3 separate regions of the Homo sapiens genome follow, and regions 1 and 3 are each linked to region 2. Evidence: chromatin loops called from intact Hi-C (ENCODE). Cell type or tissue: dorsolateral prefrontal cortex. All regions are shown on one strand.

Region 1 (8,000 bases), 93 kb before region 2:
AGTCAGACCATCTGCTTTGTGGTCACCCTCTATCTTGCAAGATCACCCTCTTTTGGGGAAGGTGCATATTAAACAGAAGGGGACACCTATCCACCCAGGGTTTCAGGAGTGGCAGCCAGCTTGCCTCCCCACTCACCACTAGGCTTGTGGCCTGGGGAGCATTCTATTCTTGAAGGCCCAGTGCAGTCCTCCTCCCTCAGGAAGTCCTCCTGACGACTGCAACTCACACCCATTCCCCCTCCTCAGAACTCCCCTGAATCTCCACACCTGAACTGCAAAGACCCTAGATGACACGGTGCGTCACCGAAACCGCAAAGACCCTAGATGACACCGTGCGTCACCCAAACCGCAAAGAACCTAGATGACACAGTGCGTCACCCAAACCGCAAAGACCCTAGATGACACGGTGTGTCACCCTTTACCTGGGGCATTTCCTTTATTGGGTGCCCCACTGGCTCCTGCTGGCACAAAGCTGGGCCTGGCCAGACTTGTGGACAAAGGATGAATTACCCAGGGGCTTTGGGAGGGTGAATGGAGGAGGAGAAGAAAGGGATAAAAATCAGCAGCAGCAGCTCAATGGAAGGAACAAATTAAAAAAATGACGAACATGGCTTCTGTAGGGACCCATGCCTCCAGGCCCACATTCATCCACCTGCTTGCCAAGTCGTGACATAAAGAAATAAAGATGGAAGTTGAGAATCCACACTCAATACGCACCAAACTCTTAGATCTCAGATTGATTCTCACTAGTCATTTGAGAATACTTAAAAACTAGATCTCAGAAAAAAAATTTTTTTCCCTTTGAAGCAGAAATGGCCCATTTGCAAATTAATGGCTGGGTGGGCCAAGATACCCTCTAGAAAGGGAGAAGGGATGGCTGTCAATAGCTGAGGAAGGGAAGGTGGCTGGGGTGAGGGTCATCACAGTGCATGCTACTGCTGAAGGGGGCTTGGCCCAAACAGCACAGCGAGCCCATGGGAAGTCCACATGGCGACTCCCGGGAAGGTTGCTTTCAGTCCACCGGGCACATTTCCAATACAAGGAAACAGATTGTGCTGTGCCTCGTCTCTGGACAGTTGCTAAGAAGAGGCTCGGCCGCTGGTAGCACAGTCTGCAAGAAGGGCTGTGGAACCCTGAGCCACCTGTATGGGAATGAACAAGACGTCTTACGGAGGCGCCTTGCAATTGTAGAATTCTCTAAGGAACATCTGGGCAGGGCTCCATAATCTCCCCCTCTCCGTCCTGTTAAGCTCTCCTTCCTTTTCTTACACAGTACCTGCTACCAACCACACTGCCTTCTGGGTTAGTTTGCACCTATCTTCCTAGTCTTGTCTGCACCCTTACTTCCCACTACCTTTTGCTTTCAAAATTCTACCCATCCCTAAGCCTCCCCTGACTTCTGCACGTGTGGCCAAACAAGGGGCAACTTGTTTCCAGTGCGTAGCTTTTGTCTTCCCAAATGGGAGCTCCTGGAGGGTGAGAACCTGACGGGAGTGGGGATGGGATTGGGAAGGGGACGTGTCTTCTGTGGATTAGAGCTAAACCCTAGAGCCTCACAGGGGGCAACGCCCTAGCCTGTCTCTGTCCCTCCGCCTCCTGAGACTTATTTCTTCTCCTTCCTTTGCTTATAAAAGTGGAAAAGTAGAAAAGACCTGGACCATCATTCTGCTTGTTAAAAATAAACACAAGAGGCAGGCTCTGGGTTAGATAAACAGGGGAGTGGGGGGAGGGTCTCCCAACTGCACCATCTGCCCTGTGCTACCCCATACTGATTCTAGCACACTCCCTCTGCATAAAGGCCCTGGGCTGGCAGGAGAGGAGGCCCATGGCCTGCTGCAAGGTTTGAGAGAGCTCCCCACCACCGAAGTGTGTGCATGTGCCGAAGTGTTTTGGCAGAGGGGCTTCAGCCAGCGTTTCTCAAAGCAGGACAATGACATCATCAGTGTGGGTGGAGGCTTTCATCCCTGAATGGCTGGAGAGTGGCTCCAAGGCTCCCCTGGAAGGCCTCAGGAAGAGGGTCCAGGCTTCCCTGCCCACATCTTCATTGGTATGAAAGGGTGGGGAGCAGACCCTGATTCCTCGGCTCCCTCTCCCTCTCCCTCTCTGTGTCGGGGCTGGGGGTGGTCACTGACATGGAATCCTGAGCCTCCTTCTGTGTTCACAAGCTCAATCCCTTTTGCGCATAATTCATCCGCCCTCCATTCGCCAGATATTTACTGCTCACTCTGCCCAGCGAGATGTCAATTCAACAAATATTCAGTGTGCATATTCTGAGTGTCAAGCTCTAAAATAGATGCTAAAAATTTAGAGGTTTCTGCAACTGAATATGGGCCTGACGTGTATCTGTGAGATTCTCCTCACGCTCTATAATCCTTGGCCTTGAATCTCAGCACTGCTACGTACTGGCTGTGTGACCTGGGGCCAGTTACTAACTTCTCCCTGCCTCAATGTTCTCATCTGTAATTGGGGTTGCTGTGCTGATTAAATGAGTTAACATATGCAAAATGCTCGATCAGAACCTACTATACTGATGTCCCAAGTTCCTACTATGTGTGAGACCCTGACCCTGAGCCCATTCTCTTGACCCCAGGGTGCTTACCCTGCATTTGGTATCCAGGCACCTGTATAGACCCCCTGTGTGGGTAGGGGTGGATCCCCCCTAGCATCCCCGTCCTGGACTGCAGCTCAGGAGTCCAGAGCCCGAGATAGGTCTGGAGACACTGTAGGCAGCCGGGCAGGAGCTGTGTCTGGACGCTTTGACGAACTCCCTGAGAGAGGCAACCGTGGGAGGAGGCAGCGGGCATCATCTGTGAGTCCTTCGGGGGTGCTGGACTCCATTTATGGTGAGGTCACTTATGAATATTAAATTCTTTGCTCCAGGCTCCAAAGATTCCCACTGCCCTGCTCTACCCAAAAGCCAAGGTTACAGCCGTAATAAACAAAGCTGCCCTTCTCCAAGAGAAACATGCTCTCTCTCTCTCTCTCTAGCATGCATACACACACACACACACACACACACACACACACACACGCGAACGATGCAGTTTCAGAGGAGGAAGGAGGGAGGTGGGGAGGTGCAGGGGTGGGCTAGTTCCTGGGTATGGGGTGTTTCTCTGCACTGTCCATGGCCCCGACAGGCTCAGGAGGGGCCCTCCAGACGAGGCTCCCCATTCCCTTCTGCCTCCCCGTACCTCCCTCCCGGAGTAAGATTCTGAGAGACACTAGGTATGGTCACCAAAAGAACTTGAGTTGACTCTCAGAAAATAAAGGGAGTTTCCAGGAGAGGGTGCTGTTGGAACATCCTGTGTGCGTGACGCGGGCTCCTGGGCTTGCGGCCTGCAGAAGGGCACACACAGCCTGCCAGCTTCAGGTGCAGACAGAGGCTGGGTGGGGCTGCTCGGAAAGGAGGAGGGGGCATGTAACTGTAACTTTGGTGCACTTTTTAAAGACATAGCCTGAGGGCAGGACCCAGGAACCTACCTTTTAACCAGCACCTCTAGTTCTGGCTGATTTAGGTGGCCTGGTGCTGAGGACAGGCTGAGAAAGGCTGGCGAGAGACTAGGATCCTACATCCTCCCCTCCCCACCACACTTCAGAGACCCTGGGCTGCAGAAGCGGGAGCAGAGGGGCCAGTCTGAGCCCTTTGCTGGACATCCTGCCCCAGAGAGCGCGGCCAGGGTCTTGTTTCTCTATTCTCCCCCAGGGGAGCAGAAATGGAGCCTGGAAGGGTTTCTCGGTGTTTCGGTAGGCTGAGTCCCTGAGTTGGGTTTGGGGTCTGCTGCTGAGTCCCTGAGGGGTGTCTGGGGCCTGCAGCTGGGGTCTGGGGTCGGTAGTCACAGTGCTGGCATCCAAATGTGTGTGTGACTCAGAGTTGTCACCTCGTGGGGTAGTGCTGCCGCCAGACAGCCTGGGGCTGAGTTACAAGGACACAATGATTAAGATGATTAAGCAGAGGAGGGGGGAGCAGGGAGAGAGAGGCAGGCATGAAGACAATGCCCGCAAGGATGGGGTGGCAGATGCAGGGAGGCAGAGGCCCAGGGAGGGGCAGAGGGACGGGACAGTTGGAAAGAAGGCAACTCTTTCCAAAAGAGAAAGGGAGGCATAAGTCCGATGCATTCCGTGTCTCCCATAGAGCTTCCCCTGAGAAGCTGAAGAGGAGAAGAGGCAGAGAAGGCAGACAGGGAAATGGCCACGGGAGGCCTGGAAGCCTCATGTCGCCTGTGTGCCCGCAGGTCTCTTTCTCTGTCTCCCACCACCACCATCCTCCTCCTCCTTATCATCTACCCTTTGAGTATCTACGCTATGCCAGGCCCCACGTGGACCCAGCTTTTATCCTCTTCACAACCCTTCAAGGCAGGTATTAATATCTCCACCTTACAGAGAATGAGAAGGAGGCTCAGAGTGGCGAGAGCCCGGACTTTGACCCAGGCTTTGTTAGCGCCATCCTCCCCTCATGCTTGCGGTTGCTGCTCCAGAGAAGGTCACAGACATGGATGCTTTGCCTTAGCAGGAGCGGACTAACGTGGGTGGTGGGGCTGTGTCCAGGTGGATTGTGCATGTGATGAGGAGGGTCTGCAGACTGCATAAATGCTACAGCCATGCCACACTTTTGAACCCTCATTACCCATGTGCAAGAGACGGATGGATTTGGAGATCAAGGACCTTGTATTGTAGGCCAGGGGCTCTCCAGGCCAGTGACACAGCCCCAGCCTGGAGGGGTCGAGCCAGGCCTGGGTGACCAATGCAGCCCCCCAGGGTCCTCAACTGGGGGTGCTGTTGGGCTCCCTGTGTGAGGGAGGGCAGGAAAGGCTTGGACTGTAGTTTCCACAGGTTCATATTTGAGTCCTGGCTCTACCACTCATGAGCTGTATACCCTTGATTAAAGTCCCTGGTCTCTTTGTGACAGCTTCACCACCTGGAAGATGGTCCCAGCCCCCAGTGTGTAGGGTTAAATGAGAGTCCATGTAATGCACTGGACACAGTTTCTGGCACACAGCAAGCATGCAGTAAATATTAGCTAATATTTCTTTAATCATTCAAATAATCATTTATTCTTTGGTTCCCACCCTTCCTCCTCTCTCTACCTCTCCCTTCTCCTGAGCTCCCTCTCTCCTCTCCCCTCATCCCTCACTGTCAAGCCTGTTTTCAGAGAGTCTATCAGGTGTCAGGAGCCACTCACGAGAAGACCATGGTGTTGCTGGGCAGCACAATTAAGTCAGTACCACATTACTGGTCATTTTCTGTGTGCAAAGCCCTGTAATTTGCACAAGACACACTGGCCTTTCTTTTTCCCTCAAGGAGCTTCTGCCAAATAGGAGATCCTTGGCAAGTATAGGAGTGATTTCACTCATTCACTCACTCATTCATTCACCATTAAAATATCCTTCCTTGACTATCCAGCAGTGTGTGATCAGTTGCAGAAATGAGGAGATGCAATAAAATCCTGCCATAGTCGCTAAAAGTGGAATAAGAAAAGAAAAAAAAAATAATCCGATAAAGGGCAGGGTCTCATTATTGTGAGGCCAATGAAATGCCACAGTGGGTGCCTGTGCAGCCAACGGGCCAAGGGCTCTGGAGCCCAGAAGCCAATCACCAAACACTTGGCATCCAAATTCATGTGATCCAGAGCACGTCACAGAGAGGCTCCCTCTTGATTACAAGACTCACCCTCACATGCTGGTTTGTGAAGCGGCTTGAGTGCATTATCTTGTTGCATCCTCCCCATAGCCCTGGGAAGGGCTTCAGGTGTCACTACAGACACTGCACAGGGAAGGATGGTGACTTCCCACAGTTCCCCAGTGCTCACTGTCAGAGTCGGGGCCTCACTTGCACCCCGTGCTCCTTTACCACCCCTTCCAATCCCCATTGACCCGAACTGGGCCTTCCTCTCCTGCAGCTGGAGGGAGCGACCCGTTTTTCTTTCTCTGTGCAGGCTCGCTCCCCAGCCTCCAGGAGCTCCCCAGGGGCCCTGGCCCACCCAGCACATCCTTGGCTGCTGGAGGGCTCAGAGCCCTCTTTGCAGGTCAGCTGTGATGCCACATGGGCCCTGGGTTGAGGGGTGGGTGTCTGCACCCTCTACCCATCTGGGGCATGACTTTATTTTCTGATTCTTACCTGCCCTGGTGTTCGGGTTTGGGCCAATGTTCCTGAGTTTTTATTGACTGCCTGTCTTTTTGTGGGAGATTCATTCACTTATTCAGTGCCTCTTCCCATCTTTGTTCATTCATTCCACATGAGCCAGTGGAGAACCCTAACAGCCAGATGGCCAGCACCACTGGGTGACCATCCCCCAAGCACCTCCACCTCTCCTCCGGGGCCATCCAGGGCTCCCTGCAGCTCCCTTGCTTCCATCCTGCTGACACAAATGAGACGTATCTCTCCTCAGAGCCACATTGGTATAAGCCTAGGTCTGAGTACACGGTGGCATTCAGTGATTCCCAAATTAAAATGATCTAGAGCCATGAGGCAGTCGAATGGCCAGTTGTGCAGAGCATCGCATAGTCATTACAGGTAACTTTTGGATGCTCAGTGGTGCTGACATCAGCAGGAATTTGCTTCCCGGTTCAAACTGGAGGGAGTGGGTCTCTTGTCACTGAGGCCTTGAGGCTTGTGCATGATGACTGGAGCCTGAAGCCCGGGCAGTTCTCCAGGAATGAGTTCTCTGAGGAGGACGGGGCCAGGGCCCTGGGTGCTGGCAGAGGACAGAGGAAGTCCTTCCCTTCCCTACCAGTCACCAGTCCTCTGAGGTGTGCCTCCAGCCCACGGCTGCACAGAAGCCTCCCTGACTGCAGCCCCACTGACAGCTGAGCCCCCTGGCGAGGCCTTGCCTTCACACGGTATGGCCCTATGCTGTCCCCTCCCGGCTGTGACCTCAGTGCCACGGCAGGGCATGTCCAGCTCTGACGCATTTGCTGACTGGCTGGGGATGGGGAGTGGCAGCCATCCCCACCCTTTCCGTCTTGCGCAGGTGCTGGCCCCTGACAGCGTCCTGGCATCTGGGAGGCTGGCGGGAACTGCCGTGAGCTGCTCTGACCGCCTTCAAGGGCACTGCCAGGAATAGATGTGGCCACCCCACTGCCTGCATGGGTCTGGCAGCCTCGAGTGCCCCATCTCCAGACTCTGCGCTTCCCAAGAAGTGCTCAGCCCACTGCCTGGTTCCTTGGAGATGAAAGTTCCGTTTGGTACTGGGACCTTGCTCTTCAGAATGTGTCTACTCACCCTCCCATGGCATGGCCCAGCAGATGCTATCCTGCCCACCCTCTGGGCCCACACGCCACAGCCACTGGCCAGGCGCAGACACAGAGCCAGCTGACTGTTTGATGCCAGCATGGCCCAAGCCTCATGAGCTCCCCCAATGGGTTTGTCCAAGCAGGAAACCCTTAGTGACAGCATCACGCTCCTTTGCCTTTTTGGCCAAGAAACAATGCCAGGGAGATGAAATGACTTGCTGAGTCACAGCTTGCCAGTAGCAAAACCGGACCACCAACCCACAGCTGGTTGCCCCAGCTCAGTAGCCTAGGTGTTCATAGGAAAGAGATGGCTTCAGGATTGGAGATCAGGGAGGGCTGCAAGGAGGAGGAGGCATCTGAATGCTTTAGAACGATTTGGGTCCTGAGGCAAGAGGAAGGATGTCATCCTAAGGGATGGGGAAGCATGGGTTGCCTTTGACTGAGAGTTACTGGGCCAGTGTGACTGGGACAGCGGGATCATGGGGGACAGGGAAAGGAAGAAGCGTGCAGCCCAGGGAAAGGGGCATGACAGTGCTGGGAGCTTGATCTCAACTCTGCTTCCAGGCTGGCTATGGGATTCTAGGGAGGTGGGAGAAGTTCTACCACCCACTCATTTAAGCTTGCAGGGTTCTTTGAGAAGCCCTATGCCACTGAGTGACAGGCCCTGTTCCAGATCCGGGGATACAGCGGTAAACAAATTCCCTGCTCCTGAAGCACACGGTCTAGTGGAGGGGGACCAACAATGAACATGCAAGTCAGGGCGTAACTGGT
Region 2 (8,000 bases):
TACATGGCAGGCTGACGGAAAGCTGTCCTCTGTACTCATTTCCTCACCCTTGAAGCTGTCTGAAGGCATGGCTAGTCCTAGGCACCTGGCTGCCGTGTGGCCTCGGATGGGAGGTGGGCCTCCCTGCACCCAGGTCTTCTCCAACAATAGAACACCATGCTGGAAATCCTCCCTGACTATGGAGGATTAGCTAATTGGTGATTCTGGAATTAAAAATAATGCCTCTGTATGATTTGGACCAGGTGGAATCTGACTCTTTAGATTAAAATCTACATGACAGTACATACCTTATTGGCGTTATTTATTGTCTTTTTGTTGTTTTTCCTAGTCAGTCTTTTCAAAATGTTAAAATAAGACTGAATTCATTGTACGGAACAAATTCTGAAGACAATTGCTCCTGTTTCAAAGAGCAGTGGCCCAGGGATCCGAAGTTGCAGACTTTCCGAGCAGCTCCCAGTCCCCACACAACTCTGAGATCTATATGGCAAAATTCAGGAGCCACCTTTATCATATTAGTCTACAGTGATCATGAGAGTAGCAGGAAGAGTTCACGTAACCCATCACTTGACATGGTACACGCTCCCCTGTGTGCACATGTGGGCCGTTAGGTAATACACGTGTATTACTTAAGAGCGTTTATATGTACTGTGAGCTCCGAAGGGATAGTAAGCAGCCACGTTCTGAACACGGGATTCAAGCCAGCCCTGAGCACCCCTGGGGAAAGGGGCGGCCACCAGGAGGCCAGGCCACAGAGGAGCATGCTCAGGTGAGCCCTGCCATCACAGTGTGGAGATCCCTACTTGGATCCACACTGGCCACGCAGCGAGAGAGAACACGATTCACTTCCTGGTAAAAAGGACCTTGCTAACCTTTCCTGGTCTCTTTTTGGGTTCCTCTAGTCTCGAGGGCCTTGTGGCTGAACAACAAATGTTATTGAAAACTTTAATTCCTGTTTTTGGGGAACATCCATCTCCCTCCCCACGCCCCTGCACATATGTCCTGTTTATGTCTCTTCCTCTGAGGATGGTGCTGACAGTGCTGGGAGCCCAAGTTGCATCCTGGGTGTCATCAATGCTCCTCTGGAACCACTTGCATTGTGGTTGAAATTTCCCCTGACGCCTGGACATTTTTTTGTTGTTGTTGGTTTCCCTGGAAATGACGCTCTCTGAATCACAGCTGTTTGGAGCAATGAGGGGAGGTGGGAGGATACTCCCTGGAGGGGTGATGGGAGGGGTGGGGTGGCAAACAGGCTTTTCCAGGGAAAGCTGAGAACTGCACAGGCCAGAATGGTTGTGGGGTAAGGCTTGTGGTCTTCAGAGTCCCAAGGGACAGGTGTTAGGGCGAATGGTGCATTGGAACCTGAAGGACTGGAAACTCTTTCTTCTCTAGAGTCTGACTCTCTTCTTTGTACTTTCCTGTCTCCCCCACTCCCTCCTAAAAGGGAACTTCCTGAGCAACAGCCATCTTCTCAGCCCTCGGCAAGGGGTCCCCAGCTACAGGTCTATGCAGGGCACCTGTGTGCTGCTCGCTAGCGCCTTTTCTCCACGTTTTTGCCTAATCTGAGCATCACAACATCTGTGTGGGATGGGTGAGGCAGAGATTGCTATTTGCATTTTACAGATGCAGATAGGGAGTGGGGGAGGTGGTGGCCCACCTGAGATGGCACTGTGAGACAGGAGGAGCCCTGGCCCCAGTCCCCAGGCAGCAAGTCCCCGCACATCTTGCACTTGCTCCCTCCCACACTCCGCCATCACCATCACCCCCATCTCCCAAAGCCACAGGCTCGTGTGCAGGCGGCCCAGGCTTTCACACGCTCACATAAAGCTCCCAGGCCTGGAGGGAGGCTTGGAGGACACCTCCCAGTGATGTGAGCTGTGCTCTGCGAAGGGAGAGAGGAGATGCCCCACCTTGCCAGGGGGTGCTGGCTGACTCACTTCACAAGATTCCTACACATAAAGCCAAGGACAGATGTGATCTGATGTAGCACATTCCCTGGGACTGTCCCACAGCACGACTGGCGGGTGTCATAGGTCACCCATCCTCAGCCTGGCTTTCCCGACCCTTCTGGCCACTCAGCCCTTACCTGGGCTTTCTTCTGTGCCCTCGCCTCTTTGTCCCTGGCATTTGCCTCCTCCTCTTGTATTTGTCTTCTCCCCTTACATTTTCTGCTGTGCACTCAGTTATCACCACCTTGATCATGACTTTCATTTGAATCTCCAAACTGTCACTGCCCAAACCAAACATAGGCTGGTTCTCAGAGCAGGAAGAAGAAAAATCGAATTTGGACCCAATTCCTTTGGAGTTTGGGAAATCGCACCCAGGCTGGACTGAAGGGGCCCTGTGTACACGCTGAGAGCCTGGCATTCTCGGAGGAGAATGGTGCTCTCTATCCAAGAGAAAGAGTTCCCAGCAAGTCCTTGGGGGTGTCTTTCTGCAAAAGGGCAACCTGAGTGCTAACTTCAAATGGCCTTTATGATTAAGGCAGGGAGGCCAGTTCCCGGTCGGGTCTCTGTAAAAGGACATGGTTCCTCTGTCATGCCTCTGCAAAAGGACATGAAAATTACAGGTCTTCGGGGACCATTTCAGGCTGCTGTCTCCACCCCAACTCCACATGTGAGCCTGACAGGGGCTGTTTATTTTATTTCCTTGCTTCGCTGTAGGGGTTCAGGGATGAGCCCCGGAGGTGGTGACAGATGGAGACACCCCTCCCTTTGCTTTCTCTGAAAGTAAACTAAAGAAAATACACTCATTTTATGTCCGCCAGACACAAGCTCCTCCTGGGAGAAAACTTTTTTATTCAACCTGAGGTGCCCACCTGATCTGGGAGGGTCTTGGGATTTCTCTCGTCCAACCAGGCCTGCCTCCTTGGAGCCCTACCCTCCACATGGAAGCCGCGGACGTGACTCCCCGACCTGGTGTCCCATCATGGGCTCACCCCACGGGGCTGTGTGATTGGGGCACAGACATTTGTGCCCTGTGCCCCGGAGAGTCCCAGGCGCTGAATCCAGCTCTGGAGGCGGCCGGCTCCTTGGTCCGGGTTGTGCAGTAGTCCTGGTGCCCTCTGCTGGCCACGTCTGAAAACACAGGCGGCCTCTCGCCGCATCGGGCGGACCTTCCGGGAGGCCAGAGGGATGGCGGGGTGGGAGGGCGGCCTCCTCATCCCAGGGGATGGCCCTGGTCTCTCCTGTGTGCACCTCTGAGGCCCTGCTCTCTGTACTGTGTGCCTAGGGATGCATTCCTTTTTCCTTGTCTCTCCATGGAAGAAAGACCTCACACCTGGCTCGATTCTTCACTGGCTGTGTAGCCCTGGGCAAGCTGTCCAACCTCTCTGGACCTTGTTTTGCTCTCTGAAAGGTATCACCCATCTTCAAAGTCCATTACAAATGCCAGTTCCTGTGTGTAATCCTCTCCCGAGCCGTCTTACCTTTGGCTGCTGAGGCCTGGAGCCTCTCTCTCTGGCTCTCGACTCCTTCAGGGCAGAGGCTCCTTCCTCCCTTTTTGCTTTTCTGAATCCCCCAAGCACCCACAACGCTGTCTTTACCCAGAGCAGGCACTCACTCAGCAAATACCTGTTGAATTGATTTGTGTTAAAATGGCTGCCTGGGACTAGTGATTCCCTCAGGTGCCTCCTCTGCTCTGATTCTTTTTCATTCCAATTGTCGCTTGTGGGTTGGTCTCATTCCCAGGTGAGACTTTAGATCCTAGAGGGCAGTGTGAGGGAATAGCTGGCCTGGTGCTTTAGCGAATATAGAAAGCAATTCTGACATTGTGGAGCAGTTACTTACGGGGTTCTCTCTCCCTCACTCAGCAGCACATTTCCCAGAGCCCGACTGGAAGATCCAGGCTGTAAACAACATGCTAAGGCGGGACTCCTGCTCCGTTCCTCCCGTCACCTCCCGTGTGCCTCCCCTCCTGGCACCTCCTCACCCCAGCACCCCTCTCTGCGGAGTCTCCTTCCCTGGCCGGTGGGGACCCCTGCTGCTCCCAGCAGCTCCCTCCCTGCCCCACCCTGCTGCTCTCAGGAAGCAGTGGCAGGCTTGAGAATGAAGCAATCCTCGGTCTCATCAGGGTTCTCAACGCCCTCCCCGACATGACAGACTCTTCTCCAAGGCTGCTCCTGCGCAGCAAACACACTGCCTCTTGGAAACGACAGTAACAGCTAATGTTTATTAATAGCTCACAGTGTGCTGGGAGCCTCTCCGAGAGCTTTGCACATATTATCTCATGTAATGCTTCTAATAACCCTCAACAATGGCTCTGTTATTATCTTTATTTTATAAAGAGAAAGCTGAAGCACAGAGAAGTTAAGCCACTTGCCTAAGGTCACCCAGTTAGAGAGTGGGAGAGCCCACATTCCAAGCCAGACAGTTTGATTCCAGAGCTCTTGTTCCTGACATTCCTTCAGGCAACAGGATGCCTGGGGTGGTGGACAAGGGCTGGGCACCTCTAAGACACACACACACACACACACACAAACACACACACACACACACACGCGTGCACGTGCACACACAGACACACAGCCTAAACACATGCACAGCTGTGTCCCTTGTGCTGTGCGTGTGTGAACATTCCAGTGACAGTCACACATGCCCATGTGTGTGTCTTCACTCATGCACTCTTGTTAGTCAGTGCACACGCAATGCTCTCCGCACTGTTTGATAGAACTTTCTGGCATGCAGAAAATGTGCTATGTAGACAGCACAGACTGCCTACCACTGTAGCCCCTCTTTACTTGTGGCTGTTGAACCCTGGGCATGTGGCTAGTAAAACTGAAAAACGGATTTTTAAATTACATTGGAATAAAGTTAATTTAAATGTAAATGTAAATAGCCACACACCGCTGTTAGCTACCAAATTGGTCATGCTGTCATGGGCTTGCTGTGAGGATGGAGAGAGGTGATGATCAGGTCTCATGTGCAGCGCAGGCCTGGCACATTAGAGAGCTGGACAATAGACATAGCTTTATTAATAACTACCCAATTATAACAGTGCATATGCATTGATGTGTGCGTAGCTCTCCCTGTCTCCACCTAGCCTTGCAGCCAGACACCCCATTATTCTTTACCAGGGCAGTTGAATACCACCCTCCTGACTGTGGGCTCAGACCCCAGAGTATCTCTCAAGGTGACAAGGAAGGAGGGCTTGGCTCTGGAGTGCCTGTGAGAGAAGTTTGGGGTGGGGACCCAAGTGCCTGTCTCACTTGCTGGTACCCAGGAGGATGTGGAGAGGTTGCCTGTGGCCCTAGGGTCCTCCCGTCCACTGGCTCCCTGGCCCCAGCCCAGAGCCTCCCAGGTACCTGGGTGAATGATTACATCTCTCATTTGTAAGTAAAACAGCAGCGTCTCTCTTTGTGTGTTGCTTTTATTGTTTTTTTACTTTAAAACAGGGAAAACGGGCCAGCGGTCTGCCTCAGGCATTTGGTCATGGCTCTGGGGGCCAAAGAGAAGTTCCCAAGGAGCTCTTCCCTTCTAGGGGTTCAGAGAAACGAGCCAGCACGGTCAGGCTGGTGGGGGTGGCTGGGTCGGGATATGTGGGCCACAAGGACACAGATCGTGGGGCAAGCTGGGTGGGAAGGCTCCAGACGCAGCAGTGGGGCAGGGAGGAGGGAGCTCTGCGACCTACATCACCACTGTGAATCTGGCTGACTCACCCCTGGACAGCAGTTCCCGCTCTCCCTGCTGCGTGGAATGCAACCTTGGCATCCTGGGAAAGATGCTCCAAGAAAGGGCAGCAGCAGTGGCCCTGGCAAGGGCTGGAGGGAATGAAGCTACAGCATGAGGGATTTAGGTGGGAGCATGGGAGGGACAGAGCTGGGCTAAGTTCTGTGAGATGGTGCAGGACAATTTGAGGCAGGAGGAACAGTTTCCTTTATCTCATTCATTAATGACAAAGTGAGGGCTGGCAGTGTCAGTGTGGGTGAGCACCTGCCTGGAGGTGGAGTGGGGGCATGGGGAAGGAGGACTCCCAGCATCCTCTGTTCTAGGCTTCACGCATGCATGACCTCATAGTGTGCATCACACAGTCTGTGACCTAATTGATGCTCAGTCCACACTGAGGAGGAACAATAATCACATCTAGGAAGTCTTGTTTAATTTGTTCTATTATAAATGACTTTAAATACCATGACATATTGATGCCTCTCAAATTTATACCTCCAGCCCAGATCACCACTCTGAGCTCCAGGATCATATTCCACCTGCCTTCCTAATGCCTCTCCTTGGACATCTAACAGGCCTCCCGCTCTCAGCAAGGCCAAATCAGAATTTTGATCATCCATCCCTAAAACATGTTCCTTCCCAGTAAACGGCCCCACTCAGCACTGAGTGCCTCTATTCGTCCTGGGCGCCTCTCTTTCTCCCCACATCACACCCAATCCACCAACAAGTCCTGGGACCCCTATCTCCCAAACACATCCTGACCCCGTCTGTTTCTCGCACCTTCACTGCCCTTCTTAATCCATGCCCCACCATTGCTCCTCTGGCTGCCCCCCTCCGTGTCTGCTCTCCTATAGCAGCTGGCTCCACACAGCAGCCGAAAGATCTCTGTGAAACATACATCGGAACATGGCTCTTCCAACACTTCTTGCTAACCTTAGAAAACAATTCAGACACCCCTGCCAGGCCTGATACAACCTGCCCCCACCAGCCCCTCCCACCTAATTCTCCCCATTACCCCAGGACACGCCTGTCACACTGCTCTTCCTCCTGTCTCTTGAACACACAAAGCCCATTCCTGCCTCCGGGCCTTTGCACCTGCTGTTCTCTCTGCTGGAAGTGCTTTCTCCCGCCATGTCTGCTTGTTGTTTGGATCTTGGCTTCACTGTCAGTTCCTCAGAGGAGCCCTCCCCACTGACACGTATACAGCGGCCCCAGTCATGCCTCATCCATATGTTTTAATTCTCAGCACAACACTTATGATCAGGTTTTTAATTTTAATTTTTAATGTATCATCTGACTTCCTCATGAAAATGTGAGCTCCAGGAGATCCAGAGGTTTCTGTGCCATGGTCATCGTTGTGACTCCAGCAGTGGCACAGAGTGGGTGATCAGTAACTGTTTGTGAATGAGTGAATTATTCAATCCTGATGGTGTTTGTGGGAGAAGGCCTTCTGCCTAGGGTAGAAGTGGGAGCTCATAAATGTGTTTCCTGGACTGGCTCTTGTGTACGAATTGCAAGACTAATTAAACTCATACATATTTGTGGAAATGCAAATATAATTTTATTTACCAATGACTGTAATAAAGGTAAATGCTCCTTACTTAAACAAACAATTCACTTTGGGAATAGAGCTGTAAACAGAAGCAATAAATAAACACTCGTTATTGAGTGCTCGCTGTGCACCCACTGAACTTCACGAGCTGGCTGCTCTGATCTTCCATGGTGGCATCTACACTTAGGAAGGCTGAAGCCCAGTCATGAAGACCTCTACTCCCTGGATGTGGGTACTTAACCACAATAGGCACAGGCGCTCTTCCCCAAGCGTACGACTCATGGGAGCATGGCTGGGCATCTTGGCTGTGCCACTTACTTGCTCCGTGCCCTGGGAAGTTAGGGCAGTTAAACTCTGTGCCTCTGTTTCTTTGTCTGTAAAACAGAAATTGAAATGTTCTCCTAGGAAAACTGGGAACATTAAATGAGATAGCACATTAGAGCACTTGGCATCATGCTGGGGATACGGTAAATGATAAATACATGTTAACAATTCCTCTCTTATTATTATGATTATGATTATTATCATTATATGAGACTATTCTAGATGTTTCTACATTTTCTCACTTAATTGCCATAATAACTCATGAAGCCAGTGTTGTTATTCTTGACTTACAGGTTAGGAGACGCTCCAAGCTCCAGGAATGAAATGCCTTGCCCCTGACCATTGCCTGGCTCTCAGACATGAAAACCCAAGTCTCTGGGCTCTAGATCCAGTGCTCTTTCTACGACATCACTCCTGCCTCCCTTGAACTTGGTTAGAGCCCAATACTGATGAGGACTCCCCAT
Region 3 (8,000 bases), 200 kb before region 2:
CATGCCCAGCGCTGTGCCCCAGGGCCAGCTTGACGTCCTTTTTCTTCCCTCCACCTTTCTCTCTGGACAATGCCCTGAACCCCCACTGCCCCAAGGAAGACCAGGCAAGAGGATGGGCAATGGCCATCGTTTGGGTCTCTGCATCCATCCTGGTCCCAGAGCCCAGGGTTCCTAGCCTCCTTTGACAGGCAGAGCTGATGCGGGCTGTGTGGGCACAGGAGGCGCAGCCCAATTTTATAAGCACAAAGTATTATGATTGCATTGATTTCCATCATAAATCATATTTCCTATCTCCTGCCTCTCTCTCCTGCACACCCCAAGTTAAGCCTTGGTATTTTCTTTAGCTGCTGCCACTGCCAAGCCTGGAGATGATATTAGGATAATGATGATAAATTTTACCCTGCTGGCAAGCCACTGCTTCTGTATGGGGGAGGGAGAGTGTTTGTCCCCCAAATGGATCCCTTGACCAGAAAGTGGGGGCTTGGCTTGCGCCTGGAGGAAGGAGGATGCTCACCAGAGCTCGGCTATGTGGGTCCATGCAGATGGATAGGTGGATGCATTTGTGTGAGCATGAGTGTGCTCATACATGTAGTCATGTGTGTGCAAAGCCTGAAAGGTGGCCAGGCACAGTGGCTCATGTCTGCAATCCCAGCACTTTGGGAGGCTGAGGCAGGTGGATGATTTGTGGTCAGTAGTTTGAGACCAGCCTAGCCAACATAGTGAAACCCCATCTCTACTAAAAATACAAAACATAACCAGGTGTGATAGCACACATCTGTAATCCCAGGTACATGGGAGGCTGAGGCAAGTGAATCGCTTGAACCTGGGAGGTGGAGTTTGCAGTGAGCCGAGATCGCACTACTGTACTCCAGCCTGGGTGACAGACTGAGACTCTGTCTCAAAAAAAAAAAAAAAAAGGCCTGGGAGGCATCTTGCTGGGTTTCTCGTGTGTAGACGCATGGTCATGCCCCTGCCAATGAATGAACACATAGCAGAGGGGGGCAGGGGGCAAAGGCAAGGGGAGAGGGTAGGCGCTGAACTTCCCAAGGTGCAGCCACTCCCAGCCTTGGGATTGCCAGTGACTTGGGGTTCTGTGTGTCCGGCTGTTTCCCCCATAGAGTGCACCCCACCTGCCATCAGCGCATTAATCCTTATTAGCACGGCTGCGTTAAGCCCTTTCCTCCTTAACAGCCTCAGCAGCTTCCATTGTCATGTGATTGAAATGGGGTCTCCCCCTTTCCTGACTCCCACCACAATGCCCAGCCTGGGGGGCACTGATAGGAAAATGTCCGCACACATTTTCCTACCAACCCCAGCCTCAGGAAATCTTGCCGAAGTGCAGCCAACAACCAGGCTGGGGCACCCATCCTGACCTCAGAAATGCCACGTTAAGTGAGAGTGAGAAGCTGGTTAGTGGCTCTCCGAGCTCTCAGCCTTGTGCCTTTGCCAGCTGGGCTGGGCTCAGCCCTGACTGAGTTGGGGCTCCTCCAGCAGGTGATAATGTCACTGGGGTACCCAGACCAACATGACAGTGCTCCTCACAAGGTCCTGGGCTGGGTCTTAATACAGTGGGGGAGTCCAAGGGGAGCCTGTAGGTTCTCTGAATTGGGGATGAGCCTGGGACAGGAAGAAGCTTCAGTGGGGACATGGTCTTGTGGCTGATCATTCATTAATTCTCTTGTTCATTCATTCACTCAACAACCATTCCTGGGCTGAGTTCCCTCTCGTCTCCCAGTCCCACAGGCCTGAGGGTGGACCCCAGTGGTCAGTGGGCTTTCTGTCTTCTACACCAGGGGCGGCCAGCCTGAGATCCCTGAGCAGAGGTGTGTTGGGTTTTCTCAGATAGTCACAACTAAAGAAGTCTTATTTTTGAAGAACGTGTCCATGCTGATGTAGTTGACAATGACAGTGAATCACAGACACAGAGAAGATGCAAGGGCTCTAATCCTACCAGGCACAAGCTACTGGCAGCATCTCACAGGCAACCCTGGTTTGAATGCCTCTGCTGACTGGAGGCTCACTCCACGCATGAGTCAGCTGTTTTCATCTATTCGACATTGTTTCAGTGATATCAAGCTAACGTCTGAGCCACTTGTAGCTTCCACTGTTCAGTCCCCAGCCATTCATACAGGAAATGCCTAACTTCTCTTCTTTAGAATAATTGCTTAAAGTAGGGATGGTGAAAAGAACCACCTTGGTGAGCAGGGAAGGGCACCAACCACTCAGACTCCCCAGTGAGGATTCAGTAGGGCACTTAGATAGGAAGTGAGGTTTCAGGGCAGGATTTGGCTACCATGTGCAGGAAATGGATTCATCATGGTTTGAATAACCAGGCTCCATGGGTGTGGCTGTGTGTCCTCCCAGGGGGCCTTGGAGGGGACAGCAGGTTGGGCTCTGGTCTGTGTAATCAGCAGCCCTGGGATCCCAGAGGGGCAGACTGGGAGGAAAGTGCCCACACTGGGCAGCTAGCTCAGCATGCGATGTGCTGCTGACAGTGGGAGTGGTCTGGGCCACAGCCCACATGGGGATGTGGCATTTAGGTCAAAATATGCAGCGTGTTCAGACACAGGAGAAGTATGTTCACCTTACATGAGGAGGGTTAAAGGAGACTGGGGCCACTCAGCCTGAGCAGGTGCAGGGGCATCCCACTGGAAGGCAGTGAGTGGAGGGCATAAGGGCTTTCCACCTGGCTCTGGGGTCAGGACGTTGCAGACAGTTCACGCAGGAACTCCTGGTCCAACATGGGCACAGGCTGCCTGGAAGCTCAGAGTGTCCTCTGCCCCATGACTGTGCTCTATCCAGCAGAACCTATGGGCTGCTGTCCAGCATGCTCCAGAGGGGACCCTGCCTGGGGTGGAGTTGGGCCAGTGACCACTTAGGTTCCTTTTGACTCTAGGAGTGTATGATGACAAAAGGAAGTGCTCCTAGGAGCTAGGATGGTGAAGGTTTCAATCCAACAATGCTTGCCTCACAGCAGGCACTTATCGTTCTAATGGATCCCTGATGCCATTAGGCTGAAGATCTTCCTCCTCCAGGAAGTCTCTCCTGATTAATCCCACAACTCTCTGACTCATCTGGGTCTCCTTGCTAAGACTCGCTTACTCTCCTTGTTTGTGATCTATCTGTAAATGGATGTCTGCAGGTTGCATGTCTGTGGTGCTTGGTGTTGTGTGTGTGCGTGTGTGTGTGTCCCAATCTCCTCTCAGGTGGAGGACAGGAGAACAGTGGAGCTCATCCTTGGTGCCACACACAACCTTTTCTTCTCCACCAGCCCCTTAACTTGGTCTCTTAGAGCCATCCCTGGCAATTGTGTCCTGGTAGGGCTGTGGCCATTTTGTATCCACATAGGAATTCAGATTGGGGAAAGATAACAGCACATGCACACACACACACACACACACACACACACACACGCTGGGCACATGGCAGCCTCTCCACCTCCTCCCCAGTTTTCTGTTCCTGCCAGCAGTCCCTAGGGCCCCATAAAGATAGCAACCTTCTCTGAGCAGGTTAGGCCTGGAGAGTGCAAGGGTGGAACAGTCTGAGAGCCGGGCTCAGAAAAAGTGACCCCATGTTCTGTTTCCTGATGCTGCAGCCTGGTGGGGAAGGGGGCCTGCCTCGGAGGGTGAGAGGCCTCTGAGAGGCAGTGGAGGGCAGGAGTGAGGAGTGGGCACCACCCTCCCCTGTGCTCTGCAGCTGTGCCCCTTCCTCATCCCAGACTGGAAACAGCTCCACTGGGCCTCAGGTCTCCCCAGGGAGTGCAGGCCAGGGTCCAAGCAGAGTGGGGGAGCCTGGGTTCCTGCAGGCATCTCTTAGCTGTGTGACCCTAGGCCAGTTAACCTCCCTGAACCTCCATGCCTCCATGTGGGAAAGAATGGGGGAAATAATAATCCATATTGAGCTAATGTAGATAAAGATGTGTTGTGAGCTACATGGGACAAAAACTAATGCAAAAAAAGTTGAATCTCACCACTCCCATTAGTGCAAGGAAGCCCCCTGGGTTGCAGCGTGAAGGATTCTGTGGGTGGTGTCCCCCCCAACCCCTATGTCATGTCCCTGGCGGTCCCCATGGCATGTGGGTGTCTGTGGGAACATGACCCCCACTGGGAGTTGCCCACTGAGCCATTCCCGTCCTTACACTGAAGGAGGAGATCCTGGAAATGAAACGTGTGGGCGGCAGGTAGATGTGGGAGCTGGAAGGGTGTGCACCGTGTGACCACAGGTGAGAATCGCTGGTGTGCTAAGAACAGACCAAGGCCTCTGGAAACACAGGGAAGCTTGCTGTGCTTATGCCTGTGCTGGGCTAGCAGCAGTGTCTTCTACCCTTACTTTCTGAATTTTAGTTGGTGAGAAGAGGTAGAAAAGAAGTGTGCATGGGAATGACTGCGTCTGTGTCCCTGTGTTTGCAGCAGTTTTGTTGTGAGGCCCTGTGTGCATTTGGGTGTGGGCCATTGTGTTGAGAATGGGTGTTGATTCTGTGTGTGTGTGTGTGTGTGTGTGTGTGTGTGTGTGTGTGTGTGTGTAGACACGGGGTGGGGAGGGGGATGCCACTTCTGGGTGTGACATCCCAAAGGCTCCAAAATCCTGAAATCTTAGAGGGCGCAGAGCTGCATACAGCCACCAGATGGCAGCCGGGTGCAGTCTAAGGGTTGCCGGCCAGGCTCGGCTTTGTGTTCAGCCTCCCCACCTCCCATCCCACCCCTGGTATATGTGGTGCATATGTGTGTATATGTGGGGTTGCGTGTGTATATGTGGGGGTGCGTGTGTATATGTAGGAGTGCAGGAAGGGACTGCCTGACTGCAAGCTGGGCACCTGTGCGTGTATTCAGAGTGGCCAGTCTGGGCATGCTGCATCCTCCTCCTTGCCATGACAGCTGGATGCTGCTCGTGTTCCGTGCCCTGCGAACCTTGGCTCTCTAAGAATACGTGTGCAGACAAGTGTGCACATGTGCTGCAGCAGACCCCATCCAGACTCCCCACTCCCAAACCCTCACCTTTCACTCCTATCAGGCTGTCCACTTCCAACTCTCTGGTACCCCTCACCACGGCTGGTTCTTCCCTCCCTCCTTCACCCTGGCTGTTCCCTTTGCCAGGAATGGTCTCTCTGCAACCAAACTCCTCCCCATTTTTCAGAGACTTCTGTCTAAGAAGCCCCTTCTCCAGGAAGCCCATTAGATCTCTTAGCATCAACCTTTTACCCCCATTTTGCTCCTTTTCTGATCACCCATTGCCTAGGACTGTCAGCTCCACACTGTTCATCCACTGCTGGCTTGATGTGGCTCATTCAGGAGCCTTCCTCGAGAGGTTGAGTTCTGCAGGGTAGGATGGGGCTGGGCATCCACAGTAACACCAGGTAAAAACCAGATCATTGAGGAGCACATTTCCCCACTGACCTGCCCCATGGGGTCCAGAGAGCAAGTGCTGAGGACAGACGTGGCTTACACATGGCAAGCAACCCGTGAAACACAGAACAACCCGTGAAACAGAGAACAAGTGACTCCCTGGAAATTTGGCAGGCATTGCCACAGCACTGGGGTGCCACGGGGCAGAGACAGGGGGTCAGGGGAGAAAGAAGTAACAGTGAGTACAGTGGCTCCCTGGGTTTTAAAATCCAAAGTTAAGCCATTTGCTTTCTAGGAAGTATTGAAAGGTAGCATTATACCTTGGCTATAGCAAGAGAAACTACAGGTAGACTCTGGAAGAACTGGTCTTTGCCGAGGTGAGGAAAGGCTCTGGTGTGAGCCATGAAAGCTTGTTCCCTTGGAGTTAAAAGGAGCCAGAGTCACCATGCATATGTGCACAGCTTTCTGTATTTTTCATCATGTCTTGCTATCCATGCACTAACCCCATGTTACATGTTGGCAGAGGGTTTTCAGAGGCATGCAGACGCTCGTGAACCTGAAGACAGAAGCTGTCACCATTCCTGTTTGACAGATGACGGGAACGGCTGCAAGGGGAGGGGACACGCCCTGGCAGCCCAGCTTGCTGGTGGCCTTGCAGCATCCTGGATTTCATCCCCCTAGAGATGCACATGAAAATCCTTGCCCTTTTTGCAGACTCTAAGAGGGGAGTGTGCCCTCCCTGATCCCATCAATGCCTGTAGCCCCCAGTTCTGCTCCACCTGCCAGAACCCACTTCCTGTTTGTCCAGAGATGACCCAAGTCCATGTTTGCAGGATGTAGAATGTGCTGGGGTGGAGAATTGGAGAATGGCTGTGGAGGCGGACAGAAAAGTTTGGGTGCCTCGGGAGGCTCTGTCTCTGGAGGGGCTGGAGTCCCCAGGACTGGTGTACAGAGCTCCTATAAGGATGGGTTTAATTAAAGGATCGTTAGGTTAGGCCAGGTGTCATCTCAGCAGGGGCTACCCACACCAGCCCATTCCCCAAAGAAGAACTGCAAGAAAGCAAGAAGGTTCCCTTCACTCATTTTAATTGTTCCGCAAAAGACCCTAAATGCAAGACAGCATCATAAGGTGGAGGAGTGGGAGAGAGACGAAGTGGAGAGAGGGGCAGGGAGAGGGCAGAACAGAGGGTAAGACCAGCAGCCAAGAGCTGGGCCCTGGGCACAGCCAGCCTCTCTGTGAGCTTTGGGTGTCGGGGGTGGGGTGGGGGACACAGGCTCCCCTAAGGGATGGCTGCATGGCCTTAGAGACCTCGGTTGCAGCAACCAGCACATGGTAGATGCTCAGTAGACATTAAAATGAACTGAGTGCTTTGGGGTGGGGTGGGGCAGACTTTCCTATGGGTGGAGTGGCAGCCTGGGGAATTCAGTGGAGGACTCCTTTGGAGTGGCTGAAGGCCTGGGAGGCTCTGGGGGAGGAAGCTGCTGGTTGGGAACCCCACCTCAAGAACCTTTTGAGCAGGTGTCCTGCTGCTCTAGGCTGAAGGGAGAATGGAAACAGGCCCCAGGGAGGCTGGGGACCCCTGATATAGAAAGGCACAGCCTACCCTGAGGCTGAGGTCTCTCCAGTCTCCTGGGTCTCTCCTGCATACCTTAGCACTCCCAAAACCACCCACCTACCCACCCTCTTCAGTGCTGAGGTGGCTGAATGGGCTCTGAGGCTCCCAGTGCATGCCTGGCCCCCGGAGCCCCCAGGAGTTCTGTCCCATTTCCTGGAGTGGCAGCTGGGCAGGTTACATATACTTAATTACTAGTAATTAAAAAACTGATTACTCCAAATGGCGCCCTCCTGGGGAGAACCGTGCTGTGCCTGTCCTGCTGGTCCGCCACAGAGGCCATTTCTGTAGTGTGGAGCAGGGACCAGCCTGCAGCCTCCTTCTATGTCTGCTGGAGGATGAGGGCTCCCTATGTCAAGAACAGTGCCTGCCCCCACCTCCTCCAACTGGCCTGCCCCAATGTCTAGTGCAGCTGCATTCCGGCATCACTTTAGTGGATGAGTCACTGGTCCCCTCCAATGTGCATATCCCTTGGGAGGGGACATACCCAGAATGCTATAGGTCACAGGGAAGGAGCCTCTGTAGGGAGCCCAGGGGGAAAAAAGAGCTCTAGGCTCCAGGGGAGAAGTGGGGAATGAATGCAGAGTGTGACAGAGGCAGGGCAGGTTTGCCAGTTGCAGAGCTGGTATCCTAGAATTGACTTGTTTTAGTCATTCTGCGACTGGGGTTCAGCAAGCACCTAGTACATACCAGATATGGATGGACCACCTAGTCGGGTTCTTTGTGTGGATGAAGACACGCCAGGAGGTGGGGGGCAGGTACATGAGCCATGTTCAGTTAGGAAAGTGCTGCTGGAACCAGGGCAGAGAAGAAAGGGGTGCCCAGTTAAATGGGCAGTTGGAGGAAGCATCGCAGAGGAGTGGTTATTGAGGGCGAGGCTCGGGATTGGAGTCAGTTTGGGGAGGAGTAGGTGGAAGGGGTTTGGGCAATGGCAGCTGCTTGTGCAGAAGCCCTGGGGGATTGGCAGAGCCTGGCAGGAGGGAGGAAGCCTGGGGCAGCCATGGGGGCAGCATGTCTCATGCTACCGCTGGGATGAGGAAGTCAG

The links. Hi-C counts contacts between places; a loop is a spot of excess contacts. Peaks named below come from ENCODE experiments on the same cell type or tissue, not always from the same donor. Only the 100,000 strongest peaks of a DNase experiment are listed, where the experiment ranks them.
Region 1: it touches region 2 in a loop (3-fold over the local background); 63 of 110 quality-filtered maps call a loop at or near these places.
Region 3: it touches region 2 in a loop (9-fold over the local background); 58 of 110 quality-filtered maps call a loop at or near these places.

Annotation. Positions count from the first base shown.
Region 1 is chr18:37,441,623-37,449,622 of GRCh38, forward strand. The region is part of intron 2 of CELF4 (CUGBP Elav-like family member 4); the gene reads right to left. Among named protein-coding and RNA genes, the nearest start is that of SNORA111, 21 kb to the right of the region's middle. In dorsolateral prefrontal cortex, a CTCF peak has its summit at 3,305 (motif pointing right); DNase peaks (open chromatin) are centred at 1,063 and 3,329; H3K27ac peaks cover 2,414 bases.
Region 2 is chr18:37,534,998-37,542,997 of GRCh38, forward strand. All of the region lies in intron 1 of CELF4 (CUGBP Elav-like family member 4), which reads right to left. Among named protein-coding and RNA genes, the nearest start is that of CELF4, 27 kb to the right of the region's middle. RefSeq lists an enhancer at 5,509-5,803. In dorsolateral prefrontal cortex, CTCF peaks have their summits at 3,063 (motif pointing left) and 3,263; DNase peaks (open chromatin) are centred at 3,044 and 4,095; H3K4me3 peaks cover 989 bases; H3K27ac peaks cover 3,682 bases; H3K27me3 peaks cover 926 bases.
Region 3 is chr18:37,338,854-37,346,853 of GRCh38, forward strand. All of the region lies in intron 2 of CELF4 (CUGBP Elav-like family member 4), which reads right to left. Among named protein-coding and RNA genes, the nearest start is that of SNORA111, 120 kb to the right of the region's middle. RefSeq lists an enhancer at 2,650-3,210. In dorsolateral prefrontal cortex, a CTCF peak has its summit at 4,643 (motif pointing right); a DNase peak (open chromatin) is centred at 4,638; H3K27ac peaks cover 241 bases.